2 separate regions of the Mus musculus genome follow, and region 2 is linked to region 1. Evidence: chromatin contacts called from ENCODE Hi-C or POLR2A ChIA-PET data. All regions are on one chromosome and are shown on one strand. Each heading gives the region's core, a stretch centred on a gene start or an enhancer-like site at or near the end of the contact. The rest is flanking DNA. Distances are from core to core; before and after follow the strand shown.

Region 1 (7,188 bases), core at 2,107-4,606:
TAGTGGCAAAGACCCTGCCACTGGGAAGGAAATGAAAGGGGGATTTGAAGTTCACGGCCTACCTGGGCTACGAGACTGTTCAAAACCAGACTGGGCAACTAAGGAAGACCCTGTCTCAAAACCAAAACTCTTTGAAAAAAGACAAGAAAAGAAGGAAGGAACAAGTGGCTGCCAAAACCGTCATGTGATTCTTCAGCCTCTATCTTCAAACTAATTTACTGGAAATGTAACAGAAAACCTGGACAGCCCCAAAGCTTGGTGTGTGAAGACCATATACCAGGAAGAGACTGGTGCTGTCCGCACTCAGAACCAAAAACCTTCCTGATGGTGTCAGACATGAAACTACCTGGGAAGCTAACTAGGTAAGTTAAAACAAACAAACAAACAACAACAACAGCAAAAAGCTTTTAAAAAGTACAACAGAAACACCCGTTCTTAAAAAAAATAATGCATGAAACACAAACTAGTTATTACTTCCTTCAGAGCCCTTTAAAACAGCTGATGTGCCATCTGCTCCACAGCTGTTAAGGACACTAAGTGTAAATGTTAGGGATTTCTAAGGTCACTGTCAGCATTCAAACCTAAAATGTATGTAGCTACTATAAAGAGAGGAAACCAGATTAAAATAAAATGCTTTCTGAACCCTTACTAAAGCATGTATTAAAAAACATTATCATCAGAGGCGGCCAGACTGAACAATGTAATTATTGCGTGATGATATCCACTATACACTTATGGGTCTGATTTATCAATGGAAGTCTCCCTGTATTCTTTGTAGAGTGTTCAACAGAACGCCTTGCAGGGCTGAGGATGTAGCTGAGTGGGCGAGACCTTGCAGTATTTGAGAGGCTCAGTGCTCAGTCCTCAGTGCCCCACCCATCTGGTAAAAAAGAGGGGGGTTTTGCACTAGTTGGGAAAAACTACTCAAAGATTAAAACACTATAACTTGTACATCTTTTAAAATTATATCTTAGTATTTAAAAACCACCCAACCCAGACAGGAGTCTGTCTACAAAGAGGTAGTCAGACAACTAACTATTCCAGCAGACAAAGGAAGACCTTCAAAGCTGCAAGATCAAATACAGTTAAGTTTAAAACCCCTCTCTAGATTATATTTCTAGGAGTTTCGTCTCTCAGAGACAACCTGAGGAAAAAACCTTTACTGGCTTCAGCTTTTTTAGGGAAAGATTACAAAACCTATACCCTTGTCTTTTTTTTCTTCATGAAACTTATCAACCCAGCAGATCTGTGTGGCAGGTTCCTGTCTCTACAGGCAGCTCTTTCTTCCCACACCTCCTGGGACATTTTCATATCTCTAAACCAGAGTCAGGTAACTGAGGCGCCTGAGGCGATTGTTAGTGTCACACTGCCCTTCGCCCTACAAGTGGACTTTCTTTTAGCAAGTATCTTATATAAAGAAAACACTTACATGCTATGCCTGAAAGTCACCTTTTAGTAAAACATTCTCTTTAGCGCCAAAACATTCCAATAATTTATTAGCTTTGGGAAAACTAAGTCAAATGAATTTGACAAGTACTTTTAAAAAACATTTAAGTTTCATTTTAGCTCAAGCAATATAGATTATATGTTCAGTCAACCATTAAAAAAATTCAGAATTTGGGGCCGAGCGTGGTAGCGCACACATCCCAGCAGAGGCCGGTGGATCTCTGAGTTTTGAGGCCAGCCTGGTCTAGAGAGTGAGTTCCAGGACAGCCAGGACTACACAGAGAAGAACCCTTATCTTGAAAAATCAAACAAACAAATAAATATTAAAAATTTAAAAATTCAGAAATCACAGTCTTGGAGAAGCAATGACACAAATTCAAAAAAGCAAAATATTTTTATTATCTGTAAGCACCCTTCATTATGAATGCAACCTTTTTATAAGCAAATTAACTAACCGTCCAACTGTAGACAAAATATGACAGCGGGAGGAGGGGAACTTAATGTTCAAAACTACTTTAAAAAATATGATTGGGAAAAAAACTATGTTTAAAGATTAAAAAGTAATAGTTAAGAGAAAAATACTACGTATAAACTAATTTTCAATATAGGCATGAAAATCCACTCACCCCCATTTCCACAGCAGCGATCCCCTGGTCATAATGACCCATCAGGTTAGGGAAGAACGTCATGTTGTAAGTCATTTTCATACATCTGGGAACGGTGATTGGCTCACAGGTGAAAAGGCTGTGTCCTCTTACGAGGGGCAGAAGAATGCACGCCAACAGAAACGGGGACCTTTCCATCTTGCCAGACTCCGATTTTACCACATGGCTTGGATTATTCTTATGCTCCTTTCCGCATCAAAAAGATTCTCAAATCAGAGATAAAATGTACAAATTCCTCATTGCATTCTTTGTACCATTTTGATAGAAGCTGTTTCCTGAAAATGAATTCTGGGGCAACTGCTGTAAAAACAAACCCAAAGTGTGTTATCAGTAACATTCGTCACAAAGTCAAATCCAAGTCAAATGTCATGCTAGGTAACTAATGCTACAAAGAAAGAAAAAAATGTGGAAAATTCCATCCTAGCAAGAGACATATCCACCTGCCCGGGCGCGGATGTATCACTTTGCTAAGGAAGCCTCAATTCTAGGGAACTGCTGATGAAGGGTTATACTGTCTAAAACACCGGGTAAGAGGAGGCACGGCATAAGCAAGTTGGAGCGAGGAAAGGGGTGATGGTGGTTAGAAGAAAGGGGGTCTAGGGGCCCCTTGGCCATCTCACTATATGGGGAAAATGAGGACAAGTGACCCAGACAGAGTTCTTCAACTTTAGCTCTCTCTACAATCGCAGACTTCTGCGGATGTGCCTTTCCTGTTTTCGCAAAGGCGAAAATCAGTCTGCTGGGGTTGAGCGAGGTCCCCCTAGGAAGAGTGGGCCTGGGTGGTGACTCCTTTGCGCTTCTTCACCTCCAGCACTTTCCCCTTCAACGCGCTCACCCCGTGCCCCCTGTACCCCGAATTCCACCCAGCGCAAACCTTCCACGGTCAGCTCATGGGGACTGCGGGAGGCTCCCCTGAGCCCCCGGGGTCCCGCGTCGGGCACCTGTTCCCGGCCTGCAGCCGAGCAGCTCCGTCCCCGGCCTGCGGGGACCCAGAGTCACTTTCCAGGAGTTGCGTGGGACTCCGAGGCGACGCACCTGCGGCTCCGATCCCGGCCGCTGCCCGCCCGCCCCGTCGGGCCGGGGACGCCTCACCTCGGGCGGCAGAGGAAGGTGGCTGTCCCTCGGCGTCGCGCGGCCCCGCCACCCCAGACAGCCGGGGCGAGCTTTCGGTGGGGGGCAGCGTCCGGGCCTCGACCGCCTCCGGGGCCGCAACGGGGAGCGAGAGCTGGGCGATCCCGCGAGACTGCGCCGCCAGGTCGGGCGGGCAGGTTGGGGCTCGCGGCGGCGGGACCGGCCCTGCGCCCCGCCCAGCCCAGCCGGCCGCGGTGCGGGGGCCGCCGAGCTGTCGCCTCCGCTCGCACCGCGGACCCAGGCGTGAGACCCAGGCCGTTGGGGAAGTGCCCTGCAGAGCACACTTTCCGTTCTGGAAGCGAGGAGCCTTAGCCGCGGGGATCTGCTCTGTAGTGAGTGGTAGCTGAGATCAGAGTTAGCGAGGAACTTCCTGAGTTCTTGGCTGAAAAGCCTATTAACTCGGGGAGTCTGGCCACCACCTTGAACGGCAGGTGCCAGCTTCGGCCGGTTCTACAGCTTTACTGCTGCAAAAGCCCCACAGAAAGTTAACTGCTTTAGTCAACGTGGTTTTGAGAACCAGCTCTGCCACCATCACTTCAGATAAATTACCAAAAAGGGGCGTGGGGATGTGTAGAGTCCTCTCTATGTAGACATGATAAATGAATACAAGAATGGTTACTAATTTTTGAGTCCTTTACATTCAATAATGCCTGATATGTAGGACTCTGGTATGAGGTACAAAGGAACTTGTTGGCAAACACAAAGTGTCTTCTCTTCTTTCTTTCTTTCTTTCTTTCTTCTTCTTCTTCTTCTTTTTCTTCTTCTTCTTCTTCTTCTTCTTCTTCTTCTTCTTTCTTCTTCTTTCCTCCTCCTCCTCTTCTTCCTCTTTTCTTCTTCTTCTTGTTCCTAATGGGGATAGAACCCAGGGTCTTGTGCATACTGGTACTAGCATGCCTACTATGTTAAGCTACAGTCCCAGCCTGTAAAATAACTTTTAAATGGAGACTGCTGTTAGCTGAATCACTGTGCTGCTGAAAAATGTCACATTTCAGTACTTGGGACACCACCGAATAACCAGACAAGATTTGAAATCTGGAAACATCAACTAGAGATGAATTTTGGAGAACTCTTTCCCAGCTTTATCAAAAAACTTAGGACAAGCCGGTCATGGTTGCACACATCTTCAGTCCCAGCACTCAGGAGGCAGAAGCAGGCAGACCTTTGAGTTCCCAGACAGCTAGGCTACACAGAGAAACCCTGCCTTGAAAACAAAACTAAACAAAAAAAAGCTTAGGACAACTGTAAAGGACGAGACCATGTTAAAGAAATGTTAATACTAATTGTCTTAATCTTAATATTATTAAAAGTCAGACAGTTTATGTATTGAAAAATGGGTTTCTATGTAAGATGTTTTCTATGTAGAAAATTAACCTTCTACGTGGGAAGAATATTTCTCAGAAAAATGTTAAGTTTCTATATAGAAGGAATATATCTCAGCTGAGTGTGGTGGCACAGGCCTGGAATTGCAGTACTTGAAAGGCCAAGACAGAAGGATCTCAAATTCAAGACCAACCGAGGTTTCAGAGCGAACTGAATGTCAGCCTGGAATACAAAGTGAGAGCTGTTGGTTGAAATACAGAAGAAGAAAAGTATTTGTGAACATTTCTCTGATTAGGCTAGAATACCAGAACCAGGTAGCAGCATTTTAATTTGAAATCCACAAATGAAGTGGAAATTTCTAGTTTCTTTGGAGACTCAGTTGTGTCATGTGATGTTTTTCTGGAAACATCTCATGAGCGATTGTTTTGCTAAGATGAGACGCTTGGTGGTTTTCTGAAAGCTGCCCGTAAAGGGGACATGTGATGTTTTGCTGGGGCAGGTGCTTAAGAGGGCATGTGATGTCAGGGAAGGGGATAAGTATAACCCAACAGGCAGTGGGCACTGTTGTGCGTTGGTTCACCTTGCCTTCTTCACTGATCATGGTTTGTCATGACTTTGTAGAGACAAACACACCACAAAACTTTTCTTGATATTCAGGTGGCTTCTTGCCACTTCTGCTGACTCGGACTGGCTGGCAAGGCTGGAGGTTTCTTCTGCATGAACTGCCGTTGCTGATTTGTGGGTGGTGGATGCCAGTGGATGGAGCTACTCTGCTGATCTGTGTGACCTGAACTACTGAGACCCTGACTACAAAGACTGGAATCGCCCCAAAGAACTATTTCCAAACAGGTCCACATCCCCCTATGCCCTCTTAACCTTTCCTTCCCACGACCCCTGGTGGGTGGTGGGCTAGGAGGGAGGTTAAAGGGTTTAAGAACCCTCATTAAAAGTAGGTTTTGAAAAAAATCTAAGCCTACACAAACTACGTGATTTAGAGGGGAAATGCCATAAGTTTATTTCTACAGAAGTGCAGTCTATTTTTATCCTTAATTGCTTTTAATTATAGTGAGTAGTGATGAAGTAAAATGATTTGGGGACATTAGAGAGTGGATGTGGAACTTTCAGGCAATTATCTGTATTATCCTTGACTTTCAATATAAAGTTTATTTCAATGGCATGAGATTAAAGTGTGACCCTGAGAGGTCAGAGTTGTTGGTTTTGAAGCCCAGCTCCAGAACCTGGAGTGAACCTGGGCAGTGTTCAGCCCCTGTCTGTGTAAGTTTCATCATCTGTAATACAGATTTTTTTCCAACTGTGGGGGTTTTGCTCATCATTTTCCTTCTCGGTTCCTTCACATTTCTCTAATCTGGTGGTCACTGAAAGTTAGGGCCGACTTTCACTGTTAAATTGAAGCATAATTTTTCAAGGTTTAGAACTTGAGATGGGAAGATGTTTTTCTCCCTTAACATGTAAAATAGTCCACTCTGCTCTTCTTTTTGCCCGGCTTCTGACCTCTTCTTCTATAGTGAGTTTTCTCATCACCATGTATGGTGTGTTTTTTACACCATGGCTGTATGTTTTGTTTTGTTTTGTTTTGTTTTGTTTTGTTTTGTTTTGTTTTTACAGATACTCTTCAGCAACTTGAAGAAGTTGCCTTCTAGGTCTAGTTTGCTAAAAGTTAGATTTTGTCAAATGCTTTTACTATATCATGATAATGTGACTTTTCTTCTTTAGCCTATTCATGTGATAAACTATATACATTGATTATAAAATGTTGAACCAAAGGATAAATCATCGTTGTAATGTATAATTTTCAAATAATTTAATCTTCTATTTATTTTTTAATTCAAAGTTGTGTCTAGGTGTGCATGTGTGTGTGTGCTGCCTGTTTTATGTGCACCACTGCATGTAGTACCCACAGAGGCCAGAAGAGGGTGGGAGATCCCATGGAACTAGAGTTGCAGGCAGTTGTGAACTGCTTGGTGTGAGTGGTAGGAACCAAACGTGGGTTCTCTGAAGCAAGTGCTCTTAACCTCTGAGCAACCTCTCTACGCACTTATTTTATTTTTAATTATGTGTATGTATGTGTCTTAGTTAGGGTTTTATTGCTGTGAAGAGACACTGTGACCATGGTTAACTCTCTTTTTAAAAAAAAATATTATTTATTTTATTTTATGTACATTGGAGTTTTGCCTGCATGTATGTATGTGTGAGCTGCCATGTGGGTGCTGGGTATTGAATCTGGTTCCACTGGGAGAGCAGCCAGCGCTCTTAGCCTCTGAGGCATCTCACCGGCTCATGTGGCAACTCTTATAAAGGAAAGCATTTCATTGGGGCTGGCTTTCAGTTCAGAGGTTTAAGTCCATTTCATCATGGCAGGACGCAGGCCAGCACGCAGCAGAGATGGTGCTGGAGCAGGAGCTAAGAGTTCTATATGCAGGCAGCAAGGAGAAAACTGTATTTCACTGAGCCCAGCCTTAAGCACTTGAGACCTCAAAGCCTGCCCCTGACAGTGGCACACTTCCTCCAACAAGGTCCTACCTACTCTAATAAGACCACACCTCCTAAGAGTGCCACTCCTTAGACCAAACATCCAAACACATCAGTCTATAGGACCCTTCCTATT
Region 2 (6,852 bases), core at 67-2,566, 110 kb before region 1:
ATAGGAATAGGATTCTTTCCTCTCTTTTCAAGCTGATAGGAAAGCCTGCTAATCAGCATGAACCATGAGATAATGTGATAAGCACTGACAAATCCAAACAATGTGTACTGAAAACACAGAAGAGGACACTGATGCGCAGGATGGAGGGCACTTGTAGGGATAAGTATGTAAAGATACGTACATAAGTATAGCTCCAAGACAAAGCCTGAAATGCACCCACATTGGCAAGGGTAACGTAAGCCACTGTCTTAGTTAGGGTTTTACTGCTGTGAGCAGACACCACGACCAAGGCAACTCTTATAAGGACAACATTTAGTTGGGGCTGGCTTACAGGTTCAGAGGTTCAGTCCATTATCATCAAGGTGAGAACATGGTAAAATCTAGGCAGGCATGGTGCAGGAGGAGCTGAGAGTTGTTCTACAGCTTCATCTGAAGGCTGCTAGGAGAATACTTTCTGCTAGGCAGCTAGGACTAGGGTATTAAAGCTCTCACCCACAGTGACACACCTACTCCAACAAGGCCACTCCCTGGGCCAAGCACTATAAACCATGACAGCTCCATCCAGCAATGCACTGTTTGGTGAAAGTGGAAGAAAAAAAAAAGTAATGAGGTTCAAAGATTCAAAATAATTAACGTCAAACTCTGGGGACAAATCTACTTTTCATTTAAGAAATATTACCAAAAAAAAAAAAAAGAAAAGAAATTATTACCATGTAAAACACCTTGGGAGCTGGGGGGGGGGGCCATATACCACACGTTAGCAATGCTAGGGGGAGGAGAGAGAACCTTTAGTAACGCAGACAGGGTTTCTCTCTGTAGCCCCGGCTGTCCTGGAACTCACTCTGTAGACCAGGCTGGCCTTGAACTCAGAAATCCGCCTGCCTCTGCCTCCCAAGTGCTGGGATTAAAGGCGTGTATACGTAACTACTTCCCACTAGAGGAAAATTCTCACAAAGGACGTAGAGGTATGTGCCATCTGCAGTTCTGATCCTCACCAGCCCCGTGTGGACGCAGCCGCCTAGGCGGAGAGGGAAACCGAGACCAGAGCGCTGGCCTCCCGCCCCTTTTACTGCTCGAAAGCTGGCCAGACCCAAAGAATCCGGGAGGAGGCCCCTTCCTCTGTTCCAGTTCCTCTCACCTCTTTGTATGTCCAGCTTGGTTTCGCGGACATAGTTGTCAGGGTTTCGGCTCAGCATTTTCACCTTCATCTTGGCGGCTCTGGGTGTCGGACTCCACGAGCCTTTAAACCGGGCTCGACTTACCGGGGCCAGCACGCAGACACACTACTTCCGCCTTCCGCGGGCTTCCTGTCACGTGGCTCCGCAGAGTGGCAGCCGGATGGCTCAGCTGGACCTCGCGGCGTTCCGTAGTCTCTCCGGCTAGGAGCTGGAGGGGGCGGTCCTTCAGCTGTCGCTCGCGTCTTGACCCGAGGGCGAGCGCGCGCAGCTGTGGGCGGGGCCAGGCCTGCTGGGCGGGGCTAAGCAAGCTCCGCTCTGAGGTTTCTCCTACTCCCCGCTTTGCCGCGGGTGTGACTTGCCTGCAGCAGCGTCCCGGGCTCCGGTCCCGGAAGTGGGCTCGCGTCCTGCGGTTCCAGGCCCCGGGCCGCGACAGTCGCCACGGTGGCGGCCACTACATCACGCCCCACGTCGGCGGCGCTGGACGCCGTAGTGTCGACGAACCCGGAGCCCATGACAGGCCAGGGCCAGTCGGCTGCCGGGTCGGCGGCGTGGAGCGCGGTGTTCCGCCACGTCCGGTACGAGAACCTGGTGGCTGGCGTGAGTGGCGGGGTCTTGTCCAACCTGGCGCTGCACCCGCTCGACCTCGTGAAGATCCGCTTCGCTGGTAAGAGCCTGCCCACGTCCCGGGCGGCTTCCCTTGCTGCCAGCCCCAGCGAAGCACTTACACGCAGAAGAGACATTAGTCTCCCCAGACTCTACTACAAGGGGGAGAGCCCCTAAGATGATGCTGTGCACCCTGCGTTACCTGGAGCTAGGATTTAGGAAGGGGACCCCGGCTTTCCCTGTGTCTCCTAACCATAAAGGATAGGGAAAGTGGGTGAAGTTTGAGAGAAAGGAGGTTGTCACATTTGACCCTCATGTTCACGAGTCATTCACTCTTTGGGGTAATTTGAAGTCTTAGGGCAGCCACGTGTTTGGCTGTATAAAGTCAGACGAAAGTACAAGTGTGTGAGCCGGTGCTTTGTCACCTTCGGAGAGTAAGGTCATAGTTTGGGATTAAAATATTCACTAAAGTTTCTTTAGTTTGCAGTATTTAAAAATATGCATTGTCTGGTGAAGGAAGGAGGAGCTTCTACACTCTAAATAACTGTATTAAAGTGTGAATTAAGTATATGGAAATTAGCACGGCATTTTAGGAATTAATACCAAGTTGCATTACATAGGTGAGCCTTGGTAACTATTTAGAAACCATTTCTGTTATTTCATTTATTACAAACTAAATTTTTCCAGAAAATCAAATCTTTAGAGATGGATTTAGTAGAGCATTCTAATTTTATTCGATTTACTTGATGTATGTGTCTTAATGTTGAACAGTGGAGTCGAACTAAGAAGTACCAACAGTTTCTTATCGTTAGGAAACTTAAAAATGTAATTACCCTAAGATATATAAAAGGATTCTACACAACATGAAATCAGTTGCTAAGTAGAATAAATTCAAATACAAAATAAGAGCACAAATAGGCTATATAAAAAGACTATATAAGGAAAGCTGGGGCTGGAGAGATGACTTAGCCTTTCCACAGGACCCACATTGAGTTCTCAGCACCCACTTTGAGCAGGTGGCTCCCAACTGTCTATAATTCTGGCTTCAAGGAAACCTAACATCTCTGGACTCTGCCAGCACATGCACATACCCACCCAGGGGCACATATGAAATATGAAATGATAAAGTAAATATTAAAAAAATAAACATAGGTGGCTTGTATGTATCTGTAAAGGTTCCATATTAAAGTCCTCAACAGGATTAATATTTTGACAGCTAGAGGAGACAAGACATTCCGTGGTGGAGAATGTGTGGTACCTGTGGAGTGTATTCTAGAAAAGACACCGCAGAGAAATAATTCCATGGAGTTTGATATGCAACTATAAATAATTGTTATAATAGTTGCAAACATTGATAACTAACTTTGATTGAATGTATAATAGGCATTTATTATGACCTTTATGAAGCTGATAATGGTAGGGGTTGAGTAAGTTGTCCAAGTCACAAGATGGTAAATAGCAATCTGAGGTTTGGGTTCAGCACTTTCACTCTGAAACTACCCTGCACTTACCCTCTCCCCGTAGCACCTCTAAGTCCCTGCTAACAGTGACTTGAATGTGAATAGATAGTCTTGGACTTCTTGAGATGAAGGTCTGTGGCTTGGTGTCCCTCTGACACAGCTTTCTCTAGGAGCAGAAGATGAGGCGCTGAAACTGAGGGTTGGCCAGGTTGGGATTTGGACAGTGCTACAGAGCTGACTAGTTTGAGGAAAGGCAGTTCTTGGTACCTGAGAAGATTCATTACCTTAGCGTGAGAAGAGTATTGGAAACTTGTAGGGTAGATAAAGTGGTTAGTTACAGAATAAGGGATTAAGGGTAGATAGTAACTCCTAGTTGAAGTCCTTCCCACAGCAGAGCAAGCGTGTGTAGTGGTAAAGCCGGCAGTTTGACTGAATGGCGAAAGGAAGAACTGAGGAAGATGAACAGTGAAAGGTTGTGTCGGTGTTTTAGTTAGGGTTTCTATTGCTGAGATAACACACCATGACGAAAGCACCCTGGGAAGGAAAGGGTTCATTCCTTATAGCTTTCTCATCCATCATCCAAGGAAGTCAGGGCAGAAACTCAAGGCAGCAGCCTGGAGGAGGAGCTGATGCAGAGACTGGAGGAGTGCTGCTTACTGGCTTACTCCTCATGGCTTGCTCACCTGCTTCTTGTGTAACTAAGACTTCTTGCAGCGGGGGTAGAATTGGGGGCGGCATCCCCACCTCCACACTGTGGGCTGGGCTCATCCCTACTAGTAGTCAAGAAAATGTTCTAAACTTGCCTGCAGGCCATCTGGATGAAGGCACTTTCTCAACTGAGGTTCCTCTTCCCAAATAACTCTAGCTGTGCTGAGCTGACATAAACCAATACAGTCATCAATAGGCATCAGTACTGAATAATGCCGACATTTTGTGCTTCCATATAATTAAGCCCACTTATTAAAATTACTGTCTAGCAATGGTGAGGAAGGCTAATCCTGAATGCATATGCTGTAAAACCAAACAATTCATTGACTCCTAAGTAAACTGGAGCTCCAGTGTTAACAGTTAAAAAAAAAAAAAGTAAAAATGTTATGTGAGAAAGGTGAAGGAATTCGTTAAGCTTCATATGGGAAGGGCCGTGCTCACTGTGAATTGGTCCTAAGAAAAGTTACAGGGATGCAGAATTAGGCCTGGCAAAGTAGTGGTACCCTCTGCAATGAAACACAAAGCGGCTGAGGCAGATGCTATTGAAAGAGGTTGGGAATGGGCATTGAATAAGCTCAGTGATTGACTGCTACCGTAGGTCTTAGGCACATAGGTCATAAGCTCAAAACCTAGTATCACACACACACACACTCACACACACACACACACACACACACACTCACACACACACACACACACACACACACACACGCTCACACACACACACACACACACACACACACACAAGTAGAGACAAACCATCCACATAGAGCACAAGGGAAGGGGATGTATTAACTAAGTAAGAAACAAGGTCTTCAGGTGTGACCGAGAAAAGGAGGGTAACTAAGCCAGCACATGAAACACTTTCTCCTGGGATGGTGGGACTACATAGTTTTTAAAGCCAGTGTACTTGTTGCTGTTCTTCAAAAAGAATTTAAAACTTAATGTCTTCTGTCTTGGCTCCTTCAATATACCAACTTTTTTGTTCAGTTACTGCCTCCTGGAATCTTTCAGTGTTAAACCACTAGCCATTACGGTGATGTGCTTTCATGAAATTCCTCAGGTCATTTAGACTAGAAACTCACTGTGTATACAACTTCTATGTGACAGCAGGAAGACTCATTCAGGTCTTCATCTCTTGTTTTCTCTGCCTTCAAATTCATTCTACCTGAGGACACCACAATTTCCTTTTTTTTTTTTCAAACATGTTTGTATATACTTAATGAAATTTTTTGCCTTGATAGTAGAGCAATTACTATATTTCTCTTTTGTTGAGCCCAGACCTAGCCAAGGCTGGTCCTTGGCATTTTTTTTTTAAATTAGAAAAAGAAAGTAGCATTTCCTTCATCAAAACATGTATGTGATTATTTTAGGTTCCTTCCCCCCCTCCCCAAGTACCTTTGTAGTTTGAGCTGCAACAAAATACCACAACAAACAGTTTGGCTTAAGCAACAAAAGGATTATTTTTCTCTTAGGGATTTGGGGACTGGAAGGATCACCAGGATCAAGAAGCTAGTCAGGTTGGTTTCTAGTGAGAGCTCTCTCCTTGGCTTACAAATAGCCCTTTAATCTTAATTCCTTCCTTAAAGGCCCTGTCGTCTGTGTAGTCCTGTTCAGAACTACAACTTTACCTGAACTTTGGAGATAATGCAGTTCACTCCTGAACAGCTCTCACCACCCTTCCTTCCAAACTAATATTCCTTCCTCCACCAGTCCAACATTTGTGCCCCCAAATCTCCAGTTTTCTTCCCAAAAGATGTCCTATCTAGCTATAAAACTTTTCCACCTTCTGAAGACCAGTGCGTAACCATTCTTATCTGTTATTCACACAGTTATTACTAAGATTAACTTCTTAAAACAGTAAAGCAAGCATTGGTTTATGGCCATGAAAAGCAGGGGTGTTTACCTTTTGTCTCACAATTGAATTGTGAGCTTATTATTGAGAGAAAACTGGAAAGCTGCCCAGAACAAGGAAATCTGTACAGAATGAGAGGCACAAAACCCAAGGGGCACATCAGAAGCGTGTATGCTGCAAAATGCCTCTCCTGGGCAAATAACCCTGCTATCTGAAGGTTTGTGTTTTGTGTAAACCTTACAAAACTTAGGATGATGTACCCACTTTACAAAGGAGGATGCTGGAGCTCAGTGAGGGTAAGATCATGTAATTAATAAAGGAACTGTGATATCCAGCCCAGGCTTCTGAAGCCCGGTGCACTTTAATCTCATTTCGTAGTGTAATGTTGACAGGTTAATGACGAAAGAACTGACTGTTCCACCTTGGCGTGGCACTGGTAAACACAGATGATTCTTCTTTGCCAGGCTCCATTCAGTACAGTGTAGGTGGGGGCAGAGGACTGGACATGCTTACATGGAAAGGACTATGATTTGTGTGACCTCTTTTGGCAGGTACTTTTCACTGTATTTTAAGTTTACATTTATACCCTTTAACCTATATCACTCCCTTTCTAGTGGCTACTGATAAAGAAGTAATAAGAATCTATACAAATCGCTTTTTAGGATATCCCTTAGAGAACATTTTACTAGTAAGAAGATGCGCAAACCAGACAGAGGGAACAGGGCATACAAGAGAGGGCAGTGGGAGAGAAGGCTGAAATAGAAACAGTATAAAAGCCGAGTGGTGGGGAGGTGGAGGCAGGTGGATCTCTGTGAGTCTGAGGCCAGCCTTATCTATAGAGTAAGTTCCAGAACGGCCAGGGCTACACAGAAAACCCTATCTCGAAAAATCAAAAAAAAAAAATGTATAATGATATATGCATATAAAAATGCTGTGATAATCTCCTTTTTACATGCTAGACCTAAAATATGGATTTAAAAGATTAGGAACAGTTGACTGTGAGAGAGGAGAGTAAGTCTAGAAGTGATGGAATGGCTGTGAGAGGGAT

Evidence for each region. A loop is a pair of places that touch in the nucleus more often than their neighbours do. ChIA-PET counts read pairs that join two places held with the same protein, here RNA polymerase II (POLR2A).
Region 2: a loop to region 1 is called in a map of heart, with 5 times the contacts of the local background. The contact joins the promoter of Dcaf13 here to the promoter of Fzd6 in region 1. A Hi-C loop is called at or near these places in 1 of 37 maps with a recorded cell type or tissue (heart). POLR2A ChIA-PET finds 5 or more read pairs at or near these places in 2 of 5 experiments (Patski and embryonic stem cell).

The regions. Positions count from the first base shown.
Region 1 is chr15:39,002,448-39,009,635 of GRCm38, reverse strand. It overlaps Fzd6 (frizzled class receptor 6), which reads right to left and starts at 3,356. Exons shown (of 7, transcript NM_001162494.1): 1 at 3,204-3,356; 2 at 2,073-2,411. The coding sequence starts at 2,249. It overlaps Gm26704 (a long non-coding RNA gene), which reads left to right and starts at 2,567. Exons shown (of 2, transcript XR_875317.3): 1 at 2,567-3,574; 2 at 5,220-5,879.
Region 2 is chr15:39,107,338-39,114,189 of GRCm38, reverse strand. Dcaf13 (DDB1 and CUL4 associated factor 13) reads right to left here and starts at 1,316. Exons shown (of 11, transcript NM_198606.2): 1 at 1,139-1,316. The coding sequence starts at 1,208. Slc25a32 (solute carrier family 25, member 32) reads left to right here and starts at 1,474. Exons shown (of 7, transcript NM_172402.3): 1 at 1,474-1,842. The coding sequence starts at 1,689.